Linked DNA regions of Mus musculus: regions 1 and 2 are each linked to region 3. The links are chromatin loops, found by intact Hi-C in ENCODE. Cell type or tissue: left cerebral cortex. All regions are shown on one strand. Each heading gives the region's core, and the rest is flanking DNA. Links, peaks and the distances in the headings are about the cores only.

Region 1 (8,031 bases), core at 2,016-7,015, 440 kb after region 3:
ATTGAGTAAGGCAGAAAATTCAGATTCGGTGTCACCACCCACCATCCCCGGTGGACACTCCTGGCTAAGGATCATCTCCATTCTACAGAGAGACCTGGTGGGTGGGGCTTGACACAGCTTTCTGGACGAGAGCTTCAGAAAGATTGGCTTGGTGCCTGAAGAGCAGTGGTATGGACTGTGAGTCAGAGCCTAACAGTGACAGGAAAAAGGTGGAAGAGGAAAGATCACAGCCAAGTGAAAGAAGAGGAGCGGGAAAGAATGAAGAGCAGTGGGGGTGGCGGAGGGCAGGGAAGGAAAAGACCATTCTTAAAGGCAAGGTTAAAAATGTGGCAGTGGAAAAATGCAACCTATTCTAGACTTTGGAAGAGGAATCTGTAGGAGAGGGAGACACGCCGGATGCTGAGAAAAGGACTGTAATGGGATGCTATTGAAATGGGTTTCGTTCTGCCGAAGTTCGGTCTGAGGTCCCCAAATGCCGCAGACAGAACAAACAGTATGTGATAGCAACACCCACATGGCCTAGAAGAGCTTTGCAGCCCCTAACATGATACCATTTCCCGCTCTCCCATCCGGTATCTGGGATGGCACCTAATGCTAGGTAAGGGCCCAGCTCCACATCTTGAAGATGCCCAAGATGTGTCTTGAGGTCCAGCTGGGAAGGAATGAGCCTGGCTTACCTCAAGTTACATGGAAAGTTAATAAGAGTCATTGGCTCTCTTGACTTGATCCATAGTCTCTGGAGGCTTCAGAGACACTGGATCCTGTAAATGCTTGCTGTAGTGACTCCTGCCTGCCTGCCTGCCTGCCTGCATGCATGCATGCATGCCAGAAAGAAGTCTGCAGGGGACACAGCTGGGCTTTCTTAATCACACCAGTCTGATTTCCACGGGCCAGGAGAGGGCCTGCTGGCGAGTCTTTTATGCCAAGGCCAGTGAAACCTTCCCAGTATGATGGAGCTGAGCCCATCAGAGGCAGAGGTTGGGCGCTATGCAGCATTCTCAGTGACGGTTAGGAGAACCCACTGGAACCCTAGGAGTTAATAGCAGGCGACTACCAAAACTACAAAAGGCCCTAATTTAATTGGCTAATGAAGTGCAGGGAGCAGGATTCTTAGCAGAAGGGCCAAGAGAAGAGGCCTCCTGTGTGTGGAGTGGGTGGCAGGTGGGGGTGAGGCGAAGTAAGTCTCAAGTTTTAAGTCTAAATTTTTCCCTCTCTTGAAAGCTAAAATGTTTTGTTTTTGTTTTTGTTTTTTGAGACAGGGTTTCTCTGTGTAGCCCTGGCTGTTCTGGAACTCACTCTGTAGACCAGGATGGCCTTGAACTCAGAAATCCGCCTGCCTCTGCCTCCCGAGTGCTGGGATTAAAGGTGTGCGCCACTACTCCCGGCGCTAAAATGTTTTTAATAGACTAGAGGACTTCTGATTTTTTTAAATTGTTGTGGTTGTTTTTAAATTACTTACTTTGAATTCATATGTATGCATGAATGCTTGCCTGCCAGTGTATGTATCATGTGTGTGCCAGGTCATCAGATCTTCTGGAACTGGAGATACAGGTAGTTGTAAGCCACTGATGTGCGTGCTAGGAACTGCGGCCAGGTCTCCTGGATGTGCCTAACTCCTAGGGCATCCAATTGAAGTAATCTTTATTTACTCTGCCTTCCAAGGGGAATGTACAGAGGGATTTCCTGACTTTGCACAGGAGGGAGGGAGGGTGGGGGAAGAGAAAGAGGGGGACATAAATGAGAATTTAAGTCCTTAGTGTGCTAGTGACCTGTAAGAGTCTAGTGTTTGCCATGAATGGAGCCACAGAGCTTGAAACTGAAGATGGGTGAGCTCTGCCTGGGTGACATTTAGAGGAGTAGGCACGGAAACCACGGTTTTAAGTGAGGCAACAAGGAGGGAGGAGCCGTGGGGAAGGGCACCCTGGTCCGTGGAAGGTAGTTAAGGAGAGATGGCACCATAGAAAGATGGTATGCTTTGTATGGCTAGCAGCAGTAGTGCCCTGAGTGGGACTGGAAGCTGACCTGGAGGGAAGCAACAGTGCTGGGTCTCAGAAAGTAAGTCAGACGTGTTGATCAGAAAGCAAGGCGTATCTTGGTAAAGAAGTGTGTGGATTTTTTTGTATTTACGTTCATGGGTCCTTTGAGAACAGTGGTGGCTTTTGTGTGGTGGTAATGTTTAAGTGAGACCTGTTCACTTAAGGACAGGCTATGAGGACAGGCTATAGATAGTATCTTAGCTAGGGTTTCTATTGCTCTGAAGAGACACCATGACCACAGCAAGTCTTATGAAGAAAACATTTAATTGGGGGCTGGCTTACAGTTTCAGAGGTTTAGTTCATGATCATCACTGAGAGAAGCATGGCAGCATGCATGCAGACATGGTGCTGGAGAGGGAGCTAAGAATCCTATATCTTGATCTGCAGCAGAAGGGACTGTGTGCCATACTGGGCATAGCTTGAGCACAGGAGACCTCAAAACCCGCCCCCACATTGCCACATTTCCTCTAACAAGGCCACATCACCTTCAACAAGGCTCTTAATAATGACACTCCCTCTGGACCATGCATTCGAATAGATGAGTCTCTGGGGGCCATTCCTGTTTATACCAGCACAGTGGGGAGTGGGGGAGCAAGAGAAGTTTTTTTTTTTTTTTCTAGGATTTGCATGTAGACCTTGAATGTGGTGGCCCTGTGCTTCTGACACTTCTTGCTTCTAGGGGAACATCTGGTCTACCTCTCCTGGACAGCCTGAGACAAAAAGCCATTAGCATCCCTCTTTGGGCTTATAGGCACGGAGGACTAGGTATTTTGGTTGTCATGATGACCACATGCTTTCTTGCCGATCCTTGGTTATTGCCAACCTTTAGTAAAATTGTGTTTGAGCTCCCTCCCCCAATTGCGCCCCCCCGCCCCCCAGTTTATTACAAGTCGAGTGGTACAAGGAAGGATACAGTGGAATACAGTCAGCCACAAACAGCCCTGCCGTTTGTAGCCCACAGATGGATCGGTGTCTTATTTATGCAAAATCAGCTGGGCACGGAGAGCAAATGCTGCAGGACTGCGCGGTGTGCGGATCTAAGGGTCGATCTCAGAAGAACAATGGCTACCAGAGCCTGGGGTGTCTCAGAGGGGACACGGGGTGGGAGGAGGGTTGATCAAGTGGTTAAACAGTTAGAGGAGAGTCAGAAATCCTGGCACGCCATTGCGTAGTCAGGTGACACGGAGAAGGACTGCGTGCTTCCTAGCTTGCCGAGCTGGAGGGAGAGCATACGTTCTCACTGTGAAGGTGTTTGTGGTGCTAGGTGGCTTAGTCCGACTTAAACTTTACACATGTGTACATGTATTGAAACACCTTATAAAAGGTATACTTTTTTATGTATCAATTCCAAATGAAATTTCAATAAAAAATTAAGAGTAGACTCATTCCAGACATGTGGGTCCAACCGGAGAGGGAGCGTGGCCTGTTTGAGGGTTAGTGTCGGTGGTGTGTGGCGAGCTTGCGCTCTGGTGTCCTCAGGAGACCCTTCCCTGGCTTCTGGTCACAGGGGAGTTTCCTCACTAGACCAGAAACAATGAAGCTACACACATTGCGGCATCTTTTGGCAGGCGACATTTTGATGGCATTTTAAGGCACAGAGGGCAAGGAAGATGAAAGGTTGTTTGCAAGTTCCAGGACTTGTGTGCTTAGGGAGATGATGGTGTTGCTGACAAGCGAGGTCCCCGGGCAGAAGAGCAAAATGGCTGCAGGAGGATTGTCCACAGAAGGTACCTGCCTAGTTACAGGAAGCTTGGAATTAGAGTTGAGACCTTCTGAAGCCTGCGCTTTCTGCTAGCCTGAGACCTACAGTACATGGGATAAAAAGTGCTTGTTGAGTCTAAGGTGGGCCAGCAGTGCCAGGTGGTGGTGTGCAGACAGTGAAAATTATGAGTAAAGCCAGGAACTTATTTTGGGAGTTGTGCATGCATAGATATTTAGAGGAGATGATTGGAGCTGTCGTGGAGGGAGTTCACTTAGATTTGCACACAGGCTATAATTGGAAATGGCCAATGAAGAGTATTCCCTTAAAGTGGAGAGGACAGCGAGCAGTCACAGCACACTTGTGCTGTGAGGTGACAGGTGACAGACAGGACAGCGGAGCATCTGCCTTTCCTAGGCTTGCTGGGATAGAAGGGAGCATTGGCTTGCAACATGGGGCAGTGTCAAGGTTTTTACTTTATTTTGGATAATACTTACGAAGAGGAAGGAAAGTGGATGGAGAGGGAATGATTGTCGAAGACCCAAGAAAGGGTTCTGCGCTGTCAGGACAGCAGTGTGTGCTCAGGATGCAGAGACCAAGGAAACACACTTAGGACTCAGCAGCACCTCCATGTGCTAGTGGTGGTGGTTGTTGATATTATCCGTAAGAAGAGAAGGTCCAGGTTCAGAGTCATCGATTCGCTCAAGGTCTCCACAGCCAGCTGGGGTCAGAATTCTGCACCTCTGTCCGTTAACAAAATGACTGCGTGGCTGTAAAGCTGGAGATGAGGCCACTGTAGAGAAGTAGCACAGGGGCTAAGTTTCCTCTGGACAGTGATGGAGTAGTAGGCAAAGGTCCCCAAGTGGGAGTGGCAGAAGACGGCTGTCCGCGTTAGGATTTCTATTGCTGTAAAGAAACGGCGTGACCACAGGCCAGCTAAGGAGGAAAGTGTTTATTCGCTTGATGCTTTAACATCGTGGTCCAATGGCTCCCAACCTTCCTAATGCTGCAACCCTGTAATACAGCTCCCCATGTGGTGAGCCCCAGCCATAACATGATTCTCATTGCTGTTATGAATTGTAGATATGTTTTCCGACGGTCTTAGGTGACCCCTGTGAGAGGGTCATTCAAGCATCCAAAGGAGACTCAGCTCATGGGTTGAGAACCATGTCTTAGTCCATCGCTGAAGAAAAAGTCAGGACAGGAACTAATTCAAGGCAGGAACCTGGAGGCAGGAGCTGACACAGAGGCCATGGAGGGGGGCCGCTTACTGACTTTCTCCCCATGGCTTGCTCAGCCTGCTTTCTTATAGAACCCAGGACCACAGTCCAGGGAGGCCACTACCCACAGTAGGCTGGACCTTTCCCATCAATCACTAATTAAGAAAATGCCCTACAGGCTTGCTTATAGCCAGATCTTATGGAAGCTTTTCCTCAATTGAGATTTTCCTCTTGGGAGACTCTCATGACAAGCTGACATAAAACGTACCAGTCCACCAGGGATGGATCCAGGTAAGGGAACATGTTGCTGTCAACAATCTACACTCTGTGGTGGGGGCCTGGGTGGGTTTACTGCAGCTTAATCCAGTAATTTGCTCAGACTTCCATCTCTGATTCTTCCTCTGTCCCATCTTAAATACAGAGGACAATCAAATGCGTTTCTATTGTGGGATGTGTGCCGTGTGTGTGTGTGTGTGTGTGTGTGTGTGTGTGTGTGTGTGTGTGTGTTTGAAATTACATTACTTAAAAACAAAACAAACTGGCTTATCTTTTTTGGGTATAAATATTGCCCGTGCAAATCATCTCTGAGTGAATTTTCTGGCACCGTGTGTGTATTTGTGTGTAAATTAGTCCATGTGACTCTGAATTCAGAGAGCTGGCAGATGTCTAAATGAGTATCCCTGTGTCATCAGGACCTAGATATTCTCTTGGGGAAGAACTAGAAACCTTGAGAATATTGAAATACATGACTAAAATTCCAGAAATCACACACACACACACACACACACACACACACACACACACACACACACACACACACACAAAGAGGACTGGCTCTTCCTGACATCCATATGAATGGTAGCATGTGACTCCCGGTGCTGTGTGTGGTCTGTCCATCGTCTCCGTTGCACTTCATTCTTTTCTGTCCTGTTCTTGGCCACCCCAGTGACCCCAAACCCCTCCGTAGCCCTGAACTAGACCTGGGAGCATGGTGAGTGCCAGGTTTACTGAGGGCCAGGAAAGGTGCGGAGTCATCTGTTTAGCACATGAGTTACTAGTTAAAAAGTTGACAGTGTTCAGTAGTTAATTTTAGGCCCCATCAACATGCCCCCATCAAAACAGCTTTATCATGGTGGCCACATGGGAAAGCGGTTACATCAAAATGTCATGTGTGGGAAAAAGGATTATTCTTAGAAATAAGTAGGGGCGTTTGATAAAGAAGAATTTAATTCAGAATTAGAAGGAGAGTTTTTCTTTTTAAAAACAGGCCCGTGTGTAGTACTGACAAACCTGGAACTTGCTATGTAGACCAGGCTGGCCTCGAACTCAGAGATCTGCCTGCCTCTGCTTCCCAAGTGCTGGGATTAAAGGTGTGCGTCACCACACCCAGCCGAGGTTTTATCACCTTTATGACAGTTCCCTCACGCTATCCATAAAGCGCAGACAAGGATTTACATAACAGAAAAAAGGTCACCATCTTCCCAAGGCAGGACTGAGCATTAGTGTAACACCACTGCCACCTAGTGGTGATCTCTTGCAGCTCGTTGTAAAGTAGGAAAGAGGATGTTTATAAGAGATATGGACACTTTGTACCTTCTCAATGCAGTTTTATCTCTCTAATTAGAAATTTATGCTCATGAACCTCTATGGAGAAGATACATACTAAGAGCAGAATGAACATCTTAGGGGTTAAATAAGTATTCACAGAATATAATTACTTTCCATCTGATTTTACCTTTATGCCTTTTCTTAAGAAAAGAAAATTATAAACCAGTGTAAGTAAAATAATATATTAGAAATTACTGGGCATTTTGTATAAAGGGTAATTAGACTATATTATACAGTCACTATCGTTTTGCTTTAGAACATATTAATTTGCATTTAAGCACAGATATCTTAACAGTTTCCAGTGTTGCATACAAAATGATGGGGGTTCTTTGGATCTACGTAGAGGTGGGTGGAGTCCCCTAGATGCTGGGAGGCTCTCTTCATCCTGCTTTCTTGAGCTTCCTCGTGTTTCAGTATTGGGTAGGTGTACCCCACTCCTCAGCCCAGTGTTGGTTCAGCCTAAGGTATACTATGCTTGTGTTTTGCAAGTTGAACTTTTTCCTTAAATAGAGATGCAGTCATAGGAATTCCCATAGCCAGGAAGCCCTGTGGAGCAGCTGCAGGGCCCCACTTGCTTTGCCTCCCTGCGTCACCTGTGTGAGCCGCATTTGGAGGGACCCACTGTTATAAGTGGCCAGGCTACAGCTCCCTGACATCACAGACATTCCAAAGAACCAGAATGAGACGGTGTACATTGATGTGTGTGTAAAAGTAAGCAGTTATTTCAAATGAATTAAAAATGTTTTTAGGCTCCCAATGGAGGAGCTAGAGAAAGTACCCAAGGAGCTAAAGGGATCTGCAACCCTATAGGTGGAACAACATTATGAACTAACCAGTACCCCGGAGCTCTTGACTCTAGCTGCATATGTATCAAAAGATGGCCTAGTCGGCCATCACTGGAAAGAGAGGCCCATTGGACACGCAAACTTTATATGCCCCAGTACAGGGGAACGCCAGGGCCAAAAAGGGGGAGTGGGCGGGTAGGGGAGTGGGGGTGGGTGGGTATGGGGGACTTTTGGTATAGCATTGGAAATGTAAATGAGCTAAATACCTAATAAAAATGGAAAAAAAAGAAAGCATACACACACACACACACGAAGAGAGAGAGAATAAAAAATGTTTTTATATGCATAAAGCAAGACTATTTTGAACATGAATTTTATTCTGTAAATTCATGTTGTCTGCCTCTGGCTTTTGAACTCGGTTACACAGAGCTGTAGGAATCCTAGCTGATATCCTGGGCAGGAAACCTGAGCTGGCCCTTATGTGGGTCAGAGTGTCTGGCCATTTACCGTTGGGAAAGCGCCTCAGATTGTTCTGATACACAAAACGGTTTGAGCACACTGCACCAAAATGTAGGGCTTAAAAAGCAGGGAGATGCTTGTGATACTGTAAATGATGATGTACCTTATCCTCCCCCACTCTAGTTTCATTAAGTATTGTTTCCAGAAACTTCTTTGAATGCTTT
Region 2 (8,031 bases), core at 2,016-7,015, 370 kb after region 3:
CCGTGAGAAGGAAACACGGAGAGGGGGAGGGGCGGCGGCAGCAAAGCTTTCCTAGGGTCCTGTAGTCTGATTAATACACATAATGAATGAAAACAGTCACGCTAAAAGTAGTGCTCTTAGGATGGTCTGATAGTAGTGAGATCAAACTGTGTATTTTTAAGACATCCTTAAAACACAATGACTTGGAAGAGTTGAAAAACAGAACTAGTTATAATGGACAATCAGGAGCAAAGAGAACTCTATTTTATTATACAAGACAGAATTTACTGTGATAAGACAATGGAGATGGTATTCTGTTTCTTGCTTTATGTTTTGAATTGTTTTATGTGTGTGTGTGTGTGCCTGCCTGTCTATCTGTGCCCCATGTTCATGCAGGTACCTGAGGCCAGAAGAGGGCATTGGATCTTTTAGAACTGGCGTTACAAGTAGCTGTGAGCTGCCCAAGGTGGGTACTGGGCACTGAACGTGGGTCCTCAGGAAGATCATTGAGTGTTCTTAGTCACTGAGCCATCTCTCCAGCCCTTCCACCTACAAGACACCAGTTCCATTTATATAGAATCTGCTATCATAACCAGACCCCTTCATTAGGTGCTCATGGAAGTAAGGACTTCAATGGGAACTGGGGAGATACCAACATTTAGACCATCGAAACAGCTGTATTTGTAGTCACATTAATGAAGCAATCTGGATTATAACCCCGGCTCTGGGAGTTACACAGGTCCCTGGGCAAGCTGTATTCTTCTTTTCCAGTTTTAATGTCTTTCCTTCCTTCCTTCCTTCCTTCCTTCCTTCCTTCCTTCCTTCCTTCCTTCCTTCCTTTCTTTCTTTCGTTCTTTTTTTTTCTTTCTTCCTTCCTCCCTCCCCCCTCTCTTTCTTTCCTTCTTTCTTTCTCTCTCTCTTTTTTCTATAAAAAATAACGTATGTGTGTGTTTGAGAGAGAGATGGGGAGAGAGAGGGAGGGAGAGAGAGAGAGAGAGAGAGAGAGAGAGAGAGAGAGAGAGAGAGAGAGAGAGAACACACAACTTTTGGGAGTAGGGTTGCTCATTCTGCCAGATGGGTTTGGGAGTCTGAAAGGCAGGCTTGTCAGTGAGTGCCTTTACTCCTGTGTTACATCACCAGCCTCTGCTCTGGTTTTCCATGAAAGGCACTGACCACTGTGAGAACCAAGTGGGACAATGCAGGGGAAACATACCTGATACCGTATTACAAGTCATTCTTTCAACAGACTTGAGAAACATGGAGTGTGCTGAGAACTATACCGGAGCCAGGAAGATGGAAGACGTCAGTTATAATATTTGCTACCAGGAAGACGATATGTGAAAGCTGACTTCAAAAAAGTCTTCTCAGGCATTATGACAGGATGGCGTGTAGTCATTTAGTGTAGAGAGAGCAGACGTTTTTGTTTTTGTTTTGTTTTTAACCATGCAGCAAAGTCGGGAATACTTTTATGAGGAAGGTAGCCCTTAGGGTGAATCGTGAAAGATGAACAGGTGTTGTACAAGGCTGAGTAAGAGGAAGAACATTCCAGAACAGGGTACAGCATAAAAACAAGTGGCCTGAGGGTAACCACCTGAAAGGAACTCCTTGTTCCAAGGGACTGGTGAAGTAGACGCCTCGTGAAGATACTAGGACTTCAACTTGTGACTTGGGTCACTGTAAGAGGGATGACATATAAGCAGCTTAGAGGACACACAACCAATGAGGGGAGCCGGGTGTGGGGGTGGGGCTAGGTTGGTCAGGCACCTGAGGCTGAGTTCAATACCCAGCTCTCATATGGCAGAAGTTGAGAAACAATTCCTGCAAGTTATCTTCTGACCTCTCCACACTTGCACACGGGGCCCACACACAAATAAGTAAAAATAGAGTAAAAACTTCAAAATTAGTAAGGAACATAATGCAGGCCAGAGCGGTGAGGGAGAGAAAGTGAAGGGAAGGGGAAAGCAACGAGAGAAGGGAGGAACCCAGGCTTTTTTTTTTCTCCTTTGCATGACTAAGTGAATTGTGGTGACATTTACGTAAGACTAGAGAGAAAAGTCAGCTGTCAGGAAAGCACATTGTTTTACACAGGCTGAAAATAAGGCCAGGGGGATAAAGGTAGACATTCCTGGTTAGGAAGTTGGCTGGCTTCTGGGCTGGAGAGATGGCTCAGTGATTAAGAGCACACACTGTCCTTGCCTTGCCGAGGACAGGGCGTTTGGTTTGGAGCACCCACACTGGGTGCCTCCTAACTCCAGCTCCAGGGATACTTACTGGATGCTTCTGGCCTCCATGAGAATTCGCACTCATATGCGCAAACCCACACACAGACACAGACACCTAAGTGAAAAAGAAAAGTCAAAAAAAAAAAAAGTAACAATATGCTTGAAAAAGAGAAGTTCGCTTCCGGTCTGGGATAGCTCAGTCGGCAGGTAGAATGCTCACCTAGATGGAATGAAGGGCTGGTTTTGAGTGAGCCCCAGTGTTCAGCTGTGATCCCAGGGCTGAGGTAAACGCAGCATGGTCAGACTGCTCACTCACCCCACTTAAACCTCATTCAAAGTAAATGAAGGACAGGCTATTTAGGCAGCAGGTTGGAGGCCACTGAACAAAGCATAGTCACTAACAAAGAAGACCCAACAGTCCAAGGGCCCATTTAAAGGAGAGATTCAGGAATGCAAATTTAGTCAGTCAAGTTATAGAAAGTGAGGGCTGGAAACCATCCAGTGGCTTAGCTCTCTCCACAATCCTTAGGTGACCTTTATGAGTGTAGCTTCAGCGGAATATTAGCCTCGGAAATTAGTATGACGTGGGAGCATGCTGGATCAAGTAGTGTTTTGATTTTTCGGTTTCAAAACGTGTGAATTCATCTGTCTACCAGACTAAGGGCCAGAAGATGGTGCTGGCAGGAGTCTGAAGTCCACGAGAGAGGAAATGACCCATGCAAATGCAGTCACTGCTCGGTTTGCAACTAGATGGAAACCATCTTCACTGCCAGTAAAGATGATTTCAGGAAAGATGATTTAAAAAATTGCTTGTTGCAATTTTCATTTTCTTTTTCCCGGAGAGCAGCAGGAGAGACAGTTGACATTTGAGCTCTCTCTCGGAACTGCCCCTGTCCCTAATTTGAGCAGAGCGCTCACAGCGGACCACAGACCGGCTCCTTAGCTGGTTTTCTTTCCACGAAATCTTTCAGCCATAGAAAATGAACAAAAGCAGGGCTCCCCAGACAGCCCAGCCAGACATCTCAGCTGCCGGAATAGGTGCTTGGGAGTGGCTCAGGGGTGCGAAGCGCAGCCTCGCTCTGTTGAAGCCAGGTACTGTCCTGGGCAATTGGCTCCAGGTTTAGCTCCCGAGGCGGCCGTCGGGGGCTACAGGCACCCGTGGCGAGGGATGCCAAGGGGAAAGGGTGCCAGGTTCCGCTCGTCCGGCGCAAGCTACTCATCCCCGACATCCCCCGATTCTTCTGGCGATCCGGGCCCCGCGGCGCGGTTGCCTCTTTTAGCCGCACCACTGCCCGGTGCCCGTGACCACCCGGTGGCTGCTTTCGGTTCCGCGCCTTATATGGCCTGGCAGGGGGGTCACGTGCGTCCCGGGCCGCCCGCCGGGAGGGGCCGCTGGGGGAGGGGCGGACGGCGGGAGAAAAGGGGAGGGAGTCGGAGGCGGAGACAGGAGAGAGAGAGGGGCGGATTCTGCGGCCGTGGGAGGCGGCGGCGGCTTGAGGAGCCGAGCGCTCGCCGCCGCGCCGTGGAGCGGGACTCAGGCGGCTGCGGAGGCGGTGGCGGAGGAAGGGACCGGCGCGGGGGCGGGCGAGCGCGGCGGAAGCCAGAGAACGCGGGAGGGCCCGTGGCTGGCCCCGGGCAGGAGCCAGGGCGGCAGCGACAGCGATCCCAGCGAGGGAGGCGCAGGCAGCGGCGGCGGCAGCGACAGCGATCCCAGCGAGGGAGGCGCAGGCAGCGGCGGCGGCAGCGGCGGCGGCAGCGGCAGCGGCAGCGGGGGCCGGTGTCCGTGCGCCCCGGCGGCCAGCGGGCGCGGGCCGGCGCGATGGAGCCTCAGCACGTGCGCCCCGTGCTTGGAGCCCAGAGCCCGGCCTGGGAGGAACCGGTGGGTACCGCGCCCGCGCCCACCCCTCCCGCTTGTCCTTGCTCCCTGCCTCCCCCTCCCGGCCCATGTTCCGTTCAGGAAGCGGTCCGGGATGAGGTCCCCAGCTGCTTCCCAGCCGGGGCAGCGCTTCCTCCGGCGCCCGGGCTCCTCCTTGCTCGCCGCCCGAAGCGCCTTTGTCCGGTCGGCCTCTGGCGACGGTCCTTAGAGGACCGTTTCCGCGCTTCATCCTTTTCCCAACTTTGCACTTCATTCCCGAGTGTGGCGCGGCGGCCCGGGGAGTGGAGGCGACGGGGTTGCGCGGTCAGCGGGTGGCGCCGGGAGGAGACGGGGCTCACCTCTTGACCGCGCCCTGGCAGTCACCTGGGCACGCAGGTTCCCAAGGACCGCCGCCTGTGGAGGCTGGTGGCTGCCAGAAGCCCAGAGCCACGCCTCCGACTCGAGTGGCCGCGGCTGCCCTGAACAGTTCCGAGGGTCAGGGGACCTGGACCGGGATCCAGCCACCGGCTAACTTCGCTTTCGCCTGGATCTCACAGCACACGCCACGCGTAGATTGAGTCACTTTAGGGGCTCAGAGTGTTGCGTGTGAGAAGAGTCGAGGTCTTTGGATTTATTCCCTAAACTCCTTTAACTTATTTCTTGCACCTCAAACTGAGCCGTCTGTTATCCATCCATCCCTTCAGGGATTCCTCCCAGGAATCCCCGTCCTGCGTAGACCCTTGTAATCTTGAGTGGGCAATGAATTTTGGCTCTGCATACCCTATCTACGTATTTCTTAGTCCTTTTTGATTGACGTTGTGAACCGTCTCAAAAGCCTGGTCCAAAATTTCTGGCTTCATCCTTGCTGCGGTGCTGTTCTGATGATGTTTTCCCAGGGACTTCCTGAGTCTGCTCAGGCGGGCCCTCTGCCTGTTGAGAGCTTGTAGGTCAGGTGCCAGGCTTGCTTCTCCTTTTCTTACCCATAGACTTCCAGCCGGTTTGCCAGGGTACGATTCGCTGCCTCCTGCTTCCTGACCTTTCAGGAGTGTCCTTCGACTTTGATCCATCTGCAACTGCTTTTGCTTTTGTGAGTTTGCACGTTAGGTAGCCCATCTGTTCGTGTTCTATTGCGATCATCATTAGGGAGTAAGCTATTCTTGGTTAAAAATACAATTCATTCAGTCTTGACATTTAAGATCATTGGGAATGAAATCCAGCGACCTGTTTTGAACTTTACTAAATAAAATCCTATCAGCTTCCACCACTTACAGCGGGAAGCTCCAAGTCATGTGTAGTGCTTTTTGGGTGCTGAATGCTAGGACTTCACCGCAGTTAGAAAATTAGAGAACCTCCGGCTTTCTTCTCCAAAGTGCTAAGAAACAGAGTGCTTTCTTATTCTCCTAGAAAATCTTCAGTGCTAGTCTCGCCACATGAACGTTTAAAGCTAAAACCTTCACAGAGAAGCGAGATGGAGCAGGAGCAGTGGCTAAATGTTGAACTCTTCAAAACTTGGCGTATGTAAGTGGCTAAGGCATTTTATTAGTTCAGCAGATATTCTTATCCAACACCTATCGTGTTCTGAGATTGTTGGGCAAGCTGTTAACTCTCAGACAAGCTTTGTCCCCAAGAACCTTACTTTATAGCTGAAGGTTGACATCTATTCAAGTGTGTGTCATAAAAAGTTCTCATGAGTGATTTTATTCAGAACTTTGTGTAATGACTACAATATTTAAGGATTTTTCAAACGCTTTATATAACTACTTAAGAAAGTTGAGTTACCTGAACGACTAAAAGAGGAGTGTACTCAAGAGAAAGCAAGAATGCATTAGAGGAAACAGCTTTAAATGTTAAATATTTCTGGCTTGGAGAGCAACGGGGTTGACGTTTTAATCTAAATATGTTTTGAAGGAACACTGGGTCCATCCGAATCCCTGTTGTTTCTGTTTGGGACAGAGCGTCACACTGTAGGACAGGCTGCTGTGGGATTTTCTCGGTAGGCCAGGCAGGCCTGAAACTTCATGCCCTGCTGTTGCTTCAGCAGAATACAAGGCATCATTAAGTTCTCAAAAATCAGGGTCTTTAACTTTGATTCAGTGAGCTCAAGAATCTGAATGGAGTGAGTTCTGGTTTCCTTCAAAATGAACCTATATGACCATCATGCGGCATGCTATACTTAGAACATTAATTGCTAGTCTATATAACTTTAAGGAGCCACAGTGTCTGTCTGTCTGTCTGTCTCACACACACACACACACACACACACACACAGAGAGAGAGAGAGAGAGAGAGAGAGAGAGAGAGAGAGAGAGAGAGAGAGAGAAGAGAAGATCTAAACAGTAGAATCACAGCTTTCTTGAAGCCCAGACTCTGTGTGCTCAGAGACTCTCATTTTCAGGACCTGTGTGTGTCCCCTCCCCCCATTGCTTCCTAGTAGGTGGCACAGAACAAGCAGCTGATACATGCTCTGGCAACCACAGCTAGAGCCCCAGCTCCATGCCTTTCCCATCAAGATACATTTATCCTCTGAGCCAAAATAAATCCTTCCTCTCTTAAAACAAAATGAAACAACAGCAAAGAAAGCAAACCTGTTTTCACTGGGATCCCAGTTCTGAGGTTTTTTTGTTTGTTTGTTTTGTTTTTAACTTTCTTAAAATTTAAATATAGGTAATTTAATATTTTACCATACAAACTTGACTAAATGGGATTACTGTGTTGTTATGGCATGTGGCAACATGCATGCAAGAATTTGGTGTTTCTCTTTCTCTCTGTCTCTCTGTCTCTCTCTGTCTCTCTCTGTTTCTCTCTCTCTCCTGATGGAGCCTAAACCATGATGGCCCGATTTCTCCTATTCAGAGACAAAAACAAAAGATTCCTTGGAGATTCATGTGGAGAAAAGGGATTTTTTGGGACTTCCTGACATTCTGTCTGTGAGGGGGTGAAATTAAGTTAATTAGCTAAATTTGGATACACATTAGCTTTATTTAACATTATTCGGGCTAAATCTTGAGCCTAAAGAAGATACTTGCTAGCATAGTAAGTTTCTTGGTTTTCTTTGGTGCTAGCTTTGGAATGTAGTCCAATGTTAGTGAATATAGGCATAATCTAAATTTTAGCCCAAAAAGTATTTGGGGAATTGGGTGTGGTGCTGCACACCTGTATTCACACAATTAGGTGAGGAAGGAGGGCCCAGATTGTGGAGCCAGCATAAACTATATATTGAGACTCTGTATCCAGAGACAAGAGAAGAAAAGAATGAGGGCTGGGATGTAGATTTGGGACAGAGCACATGCCAGTGCAAGGCTTGCCCTAGCACCACTAAAGTAAATAAGTAAGGAGAATCAAAGCGTTTTGCTGTTGGGAATGAGCGGGTAGGAAGATATTTAGCAAAGCAGTCCTTAATCTTGGGTGGGAGTGGGTAGCAGATAGGTAGTTACAATTCTAGCTCAGTTTAAAAATGTGGGAGTATTTACAAAATACCTTAAGTGGAGAGAGGCTTGACTATACTTCATTCCCTAAACTTGGTTTTTATTTTCAAATGGTTCTATACCTGTTGGCATTAGCTGTTGGCAGTATACCAGTTATCAGTCCAGAATTAATGGACACTTAGAAAGGGAAGTGTTTCAAAGCAAAAAGCCCACAATACAAGCGAAAGGTTGTACAGTTCCACTTTCTGCCTGGATGGTGAGAGGCTTTGGCCTTGTGGGCTAGGACCACAGTAAGTTCCTGTAATCAACAGCACTGTTGCTCATGGAATAATTTGTTATCTAAGTAACAACTAAGAAAATTGACACAGGGCAAACTTTTTGAATGTTAATTTCTGACTATGGAATACATAGTGATTGCAGAATCAGTTCCATATTGCTGCCAGGGCAGCCTTCCAGTCTGTGCTGGTTCCATCTGTAGTCCTTTGGTTCTGGACTGATCAGGAACATGAGCCCTGGACCATGGCTTCTCAAGTACCCACTCATGGTTTTC
Region 3 (8,031 bases), core at 1,784-6,783:
CTGAACTGCAATGCATGTAAGACAGGCAGTCCCCATACAGGAGTGTCACTGGGAGGCAGTCTTCTTTCTAATTCTTTGCTCAACCGCAGATGTTGCTCCTGGGGTATGACTAGGCTGGGGATGGGCTTGAGAGCATCTGCCTGGGATGTGTGAGGCTCTGTTCAATCCAGCACTGGACAGGAAAAAAGGATTTTCTTTGTTTCTCTGTTTTGCTTTGCTTTATTTTTTGTTGTTGTTGTTTTTGTTTTTTGTTTCTAAAAGACACTGCTATCTGTAGTTGAGACAACCGTGGTTTCTATATTTCCCAGAGAGAGCAAGACACTTGTGTTGCAGTAAATCTCCAACCCAAATATGCCCTGGCAATGACAACACAACTCAGTTAATATGATTACATGCTGTGCGCCTAGATTGGGCAGATCTGCCACTACACTACCATCTTCCACATCTTATGAGATCCCTTAGAACTTGTGGTTTCTCCAGGCCATGAGCTTCTGCTCTGCTTTATTTTCTTCCTCCTCCTCTGCACTGCCTTTCTCTCAAACCTCCTTCTCTCTCCCCACCTTCTGCTCCACCTTCCCTTTTACCTGCCCAAGCATCAGCTCTCCTTTATTTCACAAATGAAGGTGGGAAGCAGGTTTACAGGAAATCACCTGAGTGCTGACTCATTCCTCGTTCACAAGCACTCACTAGAGAACGGAATTAACATCAAATATAATCAGCCCCAGGGCTATCCACAACACAGTGCAGTCTGCCTTCTTTTTAGAAACCATCAGTTTTCAAAGGATTGGGCATAAAGATAGTTCAGCTGATGGCACATAGGAACCAAACCCTACCTGCCTGTGAGAGATCACTGCATACACAATATCCCGGAATTTTGTAAATAGACCATTAACCTCTGGTAGCTGGAACAGTAGGGAGGAAAGGTTTACACCACAGAACTTGGCATACATCATTAGCACCCCCTGTCCGCAGTGGCCAGGACAGCCATCTTATCAGCAGATCCTAGGAACACCTGCCAGGAGAGCTTACATTCTCAGTAGGTACTCCTGAGAATCTTACAGAACCAAAAGTTACTCCTATGGATTTCTCTAGCAGGAATAAACAATAGAAAAGTGATTATAGGCATAGCCCAAGGGTCACCATGTAAGCAAACAGTAAAAGCCAGGTGTACTTATACATGAATAGAGATACAGCAGGAAATTGCAAAAGACTGTGAAAGGCATTGCTTTTCTGGGAAAAGGAGATTCCCACAGACAGCACGTGTGTAAGTGTTGGCTTGCAGACAATTCTGCTGGGCTCCTCCCAACAGTGATCTAGCAACAGCTTGTGTCACTGCCTGCCAGGTGTGAACCAGGTGCCCATAAACAGGACTGCCTGCTAGCCCAGCCCCTCTGCCTCTCTCTGCCTCTCTCTGCCTCTCTCTGCCTCTCTCTGCCTCTCTCTGCCTCTCTCTTTCTCTCTCTCTCTCTCTCTCTTTCTCTCTCTCTCTCTCTCTCTCTCTCTCCTCCCCTTGTTTCTCAATTTCTGTCCTTCTCTGTCCCTTCTCTGCCTCTACCCATTTCCAGGTCCCTGATCCCCACTCTTTCCCTGACAATAAACTTTCTTTTATACTAAGCCTTTTGAGTGGCAAGATTGTTCAGGGGATGCCTCAGCACTTCAGCACTGGCTGCCCAGAACTCCCAGCTCCTGCTATTGCCGATTTACATTTCACAACAACAATCACACAAGGCTTGAAGCATTCTGTAACAGTGACACACGGAAGCAGCCTGTCTCCAGAGTTATTGGCCAAAGCAAAGAACAAAGAATAAGTGGACCATGCTTTCTTTGAAAACTGAACAGAGCACTGTATATCACTAAAAGATCTTAAGATAGCTGCTTGGATATTGGGAAAAAGTTAAGTTTAAATAGAAGAGTAGCAATTATATCTGAAAATAGGCTTTCTTGTCCAACTGAACTCTTAAAACTGCAAAACTACTGAGCTAATGGCTAGAAATGGCCAACCATTGACAACAGAACTGTCACTTACACCTGCTGGCGGGAAAATCCGTTTTTTGTTTTTGTTTTTGGTTTTTTTTTTTTCTGAGACATTGGGTATATCATTCACTCCAGGTCCTCAGGCCTCATGATGAGGAGTAGTTGACCAACATATAATAGAATCCACTCTGTGTGTGTGTGTGTGTGTGTGTGTGTGTGTGTGTGTGTGTGTGTAGACATGTACTTTTTACTTGGTTTACAGTTTGGTGAGTCTTTTCTGTTTGGGTAGTGTTTTATTTTGTTTTCCTGGACTGGAGGATTTTGTTGCTGCACTGGCTTTTGTTTGTCTTGAGAAAAAACTCAAGGGGGGAAAAGATCTAGAAGGACTTGGGGAGGGGAAAACATGATCAAAATAAATTTAAATTGAAAAATTGTTTTAAGCAGTAAACATAAGATAAAAAAGAAGATAGACTTGCATTAGCTTTTCCTCACTAAAAACAAACAAACAAATCTGCCAACCATTAGGTAGCCATTGGCGTTTGGGTGAGAGTGTTCCACACAGGCACATGCACAAGTGGTGGAACTGTTTGGGAAGGATTGGGAGGTGTGATGTCGTTGGAGGAAGTGTGCCACTGGGGCTGGGCTTTGAGGTTTAAAGAGCTTCCAGCCACCCCCAGTGTCACAGCTCCTGCTGTGGCTTAGATGTGAGTGGTCAGCTGTTCCTGCTCTCGGGGACCCTAACCCTCCAGAACCATGAGCCCAGTTGAACACTTTCTTTCGTAAGTTGCCCTGGTCGGGGTATTTTATCACAGCAACAGAAACGCACCTATCTATATACAATAAACTACATGTATTCATAGTCCCAGAGTGTCTTTCTTCTGTGCTTTTTTCTGGGCATCTCTTGCTGTCTCAACACCGAGTGTGTGCCTCCCGTGTGTACTGAGCACAGTCCTGACTGCTGCGCATGTGTGTTCTAGTCCCGTGCAGTGATGACTCAGGACAGTCCATCCATTTTAAAGTTCACGGTTAAGTGAGCACTCTTCAGACTCCAGCAGTGCCATATGGGGTCTGCTTTCTGAACTTCCTGCTGCTATTAGAAAGTGACATCTGAAGCTACTATCGGTCAACCTTTTCTCATGAGAACAGTCATTGACAGCTTTGCAGATTTGATTTTTTGAGGAAAATGGAGTATATTTAATAGAATTGTTTAGAAGAATAAAAATGTAATACAATAAAAAAATGAAGCAACATTGAGAATATAACTAGGTGAGTTTTGGCTTATAATAGCCCATGGTTTTAAAAATATAGACTAAAAGTAATAACTCTCGAGTCTAGGGACTCCAGTTGTAGTGATACTTGAATTTATTGTTATAGTTGTTCTAACTATAGGAAAAATGCATATTCTTCGTCAGAGTGTCAAATTAATGAACATAAGTTATACAAAGAGTTCAGTAAGCTCTCCCTGTGTTATCATTTGAAAATATAGCGGGGAATTCACTAACGAAAACTCAAACAAGTCTGTCTTCTAAGCTAATGCTGCTTGACAGCAGGAGGCAGCAAAGACAGCAAGGACAGCGCAGCTAATTGTCTGTGTGTCTGAGGACAGTCAGTCTGCTATACTCAGAAGAATCACGGAAAGATGAAGCAGATGGCTTGAAAGATTGTTTTCCAGGCCATCACTGCTGACCTAAATAAAGGAGCTTCCACTACCCAACAGAAGCCACACAAGGGACTGTGGAAATCTCCCAAGCAGAAGGCTGACTTCCCAAGTGCTGGCGTACAAAGGTGAGCATTCATTTCAATAATGTGTAGTATACCTGATCGCCACTAGATGGCGATGCGGGCACTTCACCAGAGTCGGAGGAAAGCTGCTGGCACCCAGAAGTAGGGCAATAGGAACTAGGTATCTTTCCCCGCTACTTCTGTAAGACAGATTTCCCAGGCTCCAAAACCAGGAGCAGAACCCTTCTGAGTGAAGAGTCCACTGATGACGCAGCTTGCAGGTTGACGAGGAAGGGAACTGTAGAGGACAAGCCTTACTTCTTATTACTGGCAACGACTCTTAGACTTGGCTGTACAGTCTACTTGTGAATCACAACAGAGTGGGCCTAAATAGAGCAACTAGTATTCTGCCTCATTATTTACCAAGGAATTTGACCAAAAGCCACAAACAGTGGTAGACTACTTTGAGAATTCACTGTGGCCACTTAGCCTGAGGATGCACACTCTCAAGTTGTTTTTCTACCTGATGGTCCAAGTGCGCACACTTCCTGTCCATCCCACAGATCGAGGGACAATGGAGTAAAAGCAGCATGCTGGCATGGGAGTTTCCCCATCAAAACACCACTTAGTTCCAATTTGTATTGCTTTATTACTAAGTGTGTCTTATGTCTGCTTGCTGAACTTTGAGCTGAGGACATGAAGCTATACATTTCTGAGAAACACTTGATTAGAGGAAGTTCATATAATAATATTTTGGTTGTCCTTGAGATAATTTTGCTCGTTTGCTTTGAGTCCCCATATCCAATGACAATGGCACTTTCTGTTCTAGTAACCATAGAGATGTGTAATGCCCTCAACAGCTTGTCTGAAAACCAGTCTTTGCTGAGGATGCCCCCCTGGGAGAATATCTGGCTCGTGGGCTCCATCTGCTTGTCCATGTCACTTCACTTCTTGATCCTCTACGTGGTACCTTTGCCACTCATTTTCCAGATCACACCGCTGAATCTGACCCAGTGGCTGATGGTGCTGAAAATCTCCTTGCCTGTGATCCTCATGGATGAGACGCTCAAGTTTGTGGCCCCAAACTACCTGGAACAACCCGGTAAAGAGTGTGTGCAGCCTGCCACCAAATCTTCCTGCTCCCTGTCTCAGTTCCCTTCCTTGTCAAGGCTAAGGGTGGGGAAGTCTGTGCTTTGTCCTGGGTCTCAGGACACAAGGCTGTGTGTGCAGTGCAGGAGTCTGCAGGCAGTGTGGGGAGCGTGGCCGTTGCCAGTGGCCTGAGCAGTTTTAGCCTCCACCTGCATCCTATCAATAGATTCCCTTCACCCGCTTGTTGTCAGGGTCAAAGGGAGACTTCAGGTGAACCTGGGCAGCATAGGTGACCCCCATTCTCTCCAAGGCATACTCTCCATTCTTCACAAAGTCCAGAGAGACAGGGCCACCACTGGGGTCTCGGATGTAGCCATAGGCGATGGTCTTAAGTTAGATAGCTTAACTATCTAGCTTCAGTTACCAGTGTCATTCAGCTTAGACAAGACAGAGCAGAAAAGAAGACATCAATTGTGTGTACCCATTAGTAAAGTAGGGAGCCGGGACAGCAAAGGTTCTTAATATGTCCAGAAAAGCCCTGGGACTGAAAGAGCTGCAGATTAAAGCACAGAGAGATGGGCTATGTTTTAAACAGCCAAGAACCATTATTAAAATTGTAAGTAAAGATTCTTTCAGAAAAAGAAATAAGAGGCTTAATTTAGGTCACCGATATTTTCTTTTCCTTCCCTCTCCTCTCTCTCCTTTTCCCCTCCCTCCGTCCTTCTCTCCCTCCCTCCCTTCCTCTCCTTTGTTTTTGTTTTTTTCTCTGTGTAACCCTGGCTGTCTTGGAACTTGCCCTGTAGACCAAGCTGGCCTTGAATGCAGAGTTCTGCCTACCTTTGCCTCCCAGGTGCTGGATTAAAGATGTGCACTGCCACGCCCAGCCCCGTTTTCTTTCCCTTTTATACTTTAGAGACGAGACAGGGTCCTGCTATGGAGCCTGGATTATCCAGAACTCACTATGTAGTTCAGGCAGGTCTTGACTTTATGATTGTCTTCCTTCACATAACAAGTGCTGGGGTTACAGGCATGCATCCTTCAAATAACAAGTGTGCTCCACCACACCCATTCACATCCCGACCACAGGTAAAGCATGACCTTTGAGCTCCACATTATATGAGAAATTTAAAGAACATATTTGAAGTTCAAACACAATAGTATTTACTGCTAGGCATCAGTGAAAACAGAAGTGAAGGAAAACTGGTTCAAATAGAGGGAATGCTACCGTTTGGAATAGTTCTGAAGAGAACCACAAGTAACAGGTTCCATAAAAATCCCTGAGCACGGTGGATGCACAGGGGCCATCTTGCTGCTGCAATAGAGCTACTGACTTACCAACATTGTTTTAGGCAATGCTTTTGTCTTAACTTAATTAAACTAATATGTTTATGTGTCTTCAAAAGAATTGGAAGTCAGTAGCCTATTTTGGTTTGAGATTTTAAAAACATTCCTGTAAGCTAAAAAAAAAAAAAAAAGAAAAAACAAAATTCTAAGACAACACTGTATCATCCATCCACTCACAAAGACACTTACACCTCTTTTAAGGAAAATCATATGAAATAGTAATTATTAGTCTATTACTGAAGGAATGATACAGGGTAATGCCTTCCCTTGCTAATGGAGGTTTGCAGAGTGACAAGGCAGCAACCCACTCACCCTTCTTTCTGTTCACTAATTAATTAGTTATCCAACTAACTAGTTTTGGAGACTACCTTTCTGTTTGCTACATAACAGTGATATTTAACAAGAAAAGATTTCTTTGTGAAGATTAAAACCAATTGCAGACATATCCCACTAACTTCCGCTTCAGACTAAGTAAGCCTGCAGCCCTCCTGGTTCCGCCAGCTCGTTCTCATCAGCATCAAGATTAACGAGCTTCATTGCAGCTTCCTCACCTTCCAAGGGCTGTGCTGCTCTCTCAGTCAGAGCTGCACCTACTCATGGCACCTGCCAAGCATGCACCACCTGCAGACACGTGCTGGTACAAACTCTACCAGAGGCCTGCGTTGCTGTCCTACCTTATCCAGTCTCCAGCCCCAGACCTTAAAGGAGCCTGCTGTACACGGCAGCCCCAGGTTTCCTTCCTAGGCAGCAGGAATGGCTGTCGACAACCATGCTGATATCAGGAAGAGAGGATGCAGGAATCCGGAGATGCTTACGTCTAAAAACTACACGTTGCTTATATCTGTACGTTTTAACGTTAGTAACACTTAACATTGGCAGAAGACTAAGACACGGGCTTACTTTGTCACTCTCAAGACGGATAGATTGTTTTTCCTATTAAGAGTCTAAAAATAAATTTTAGCCATTCAAGCAGCTGTTGGAGTGGCTAAGCCAGAAGTTCCCTTAATGGCAGCATTTGAAAGCAAATTCATTTGTGAGAGGAAAGTTTTGAGAGATACCTGCACATGTTTGTCACTGTCTTGTCCAATCATGTTTCTCCATTCCATGAGCGACTGCTGCAGACGTTCAAGTCCAGTTTCCCAGAGCCTGACACGCCCTCCCATATCAACAGTCACGACGCTGCTCTTGTCCCACTCAGCCAGCAGAGCATCTGTGTCTGAAATAGCAGATATCCATGCGGTGTATGGCGAGAGAGACTCTGCGCTGAAAAAGGAGCCCAAAGGAAGAACAAGTCGCTCATACAGAATGCAGTGTATACAGATGCAAACAGCTTATGGGGACCATGGGGAAGTGACACTACTTCAGAAATGCTGACAGTCGTTAGGTCAGGTTTTGACAAAATGACACAAATGTAGATGTGTTTGCAAAGACAAACCTTAATTGAGAAAAACACTTGCACCAGATTGCCTATAGGCAACTCTGTAGGGCATTTTGTTGACTTGTGATTGATAGGGGTGTATGTGTGTGGGGCTGGCTCTCCGTAGGTGATGCCACCACAGGGCAGGTGGTTCCAGGTTATATACACGTCAGTAAGCAGCACTCCTTCATGAATTCTGCTTCAGCTCCTGCTTCCGGGTTCCTGCCCTGACTCCCCTCAGTAATAGCATGGGTCTGAGAGTCCTAAGAGTTGTTTGGCCATGGTGTTTATCACAGCAATAAAAACCCTAAGATATTATGAGATGTTATTTTCTTTGATTCTTTTTTTTGGGGGGGGGCATTTTCGAGACAGGGTTTCTCTGTGTAGCCTGTCCTGGAACTCACTTTGTAGACCAGGCTGGCCTCAAACTCAGAAATCCGCCTGCCTTTGCCTCCTGAGTGCTAGGATTAAAGGCGTGAGACACG

The links. A loop is a pair of places that touch in the nucleus more often than their neighbours do. Peaks named below come from ENCODE experiments on the same cell type or tissue, not always from the same donor. Only the 100,000 strongest peaks of a DNase experiment are listed, where the experiment ranks them.
Region 1: it touches region 3 in a loop (5-fold over the local background); 38 of 42 quality-filtered maps call a loop at or near these places.
Region 2: a loop joins it to region 3, with 3 times the contacts of the local background. A loop is called at or near these places in 8 of 42 quality-filtered maps.

What each region holds. Positions count from the first base shown.
Region 1 is chr14:78,666,907-78,674,937 of GRCm38, reverse strand. All of the region lies in intron 2 of Dgkh (diacylglycerol kinase, eta), which reads left to right. Among named protein-coding and RNA genes, the nearest start is that of Gm30716, 20 kb to the right of the region's middle. In left cerebral cortex, for the core only: CTCF peaks have their summits at 4,768 and 6,477 (motif pointing left); DNase peaks (open chromatin) are centred at 4,685 and 6,453.
Region 2 is chr14:78,728,407-78,736,437 of GRCm38, reverse strand. It overlaps Dgkh (diacylglycerol kinase, eta), which reads left to right and starts at 3,709. Exons shown (of 30, transcript NM_001081336.2): 1 at 3,709-4,080. The coding sequence starts at 4,021. In left cerebral cortex, for the core only: CTCF peaks have their summits at 3,487 and 4,968; DNase peaks (open chromatin) are centred at 4,469, 4,976, 6,015, 6,475 and 6 more places; H3K4me3 peaks cover 2,979 bases; H3K27ac peaks cover 2,389 bases.
Region 3 is chr14:79,102,853-79,110,883 of GRCm38, reverse strand. Vwa8 (von Willebrand factor A domain containing 8) reads right to left here. Exons shown (of 45, transcript NM_027906.1): 37 at 7,188-7,392. It overlaps Gm30970 (a long non-coding RNA gene), which reads left to right. Exons shown (of 2, transcript XR_383637.4): 2 at 3,647-6,287. Among named protein-coding and RNA genes, the nearest start is that of Gm30970, 28 kb to the left of the region's middle. In left cerebral cortex, for the core only: CTCF peaks have their summits at 3,593 and 3,795 (motif pointing right); a DNase peak (open chromatin) is centred at 3,818; H3K27ac peaks cover 170 bases.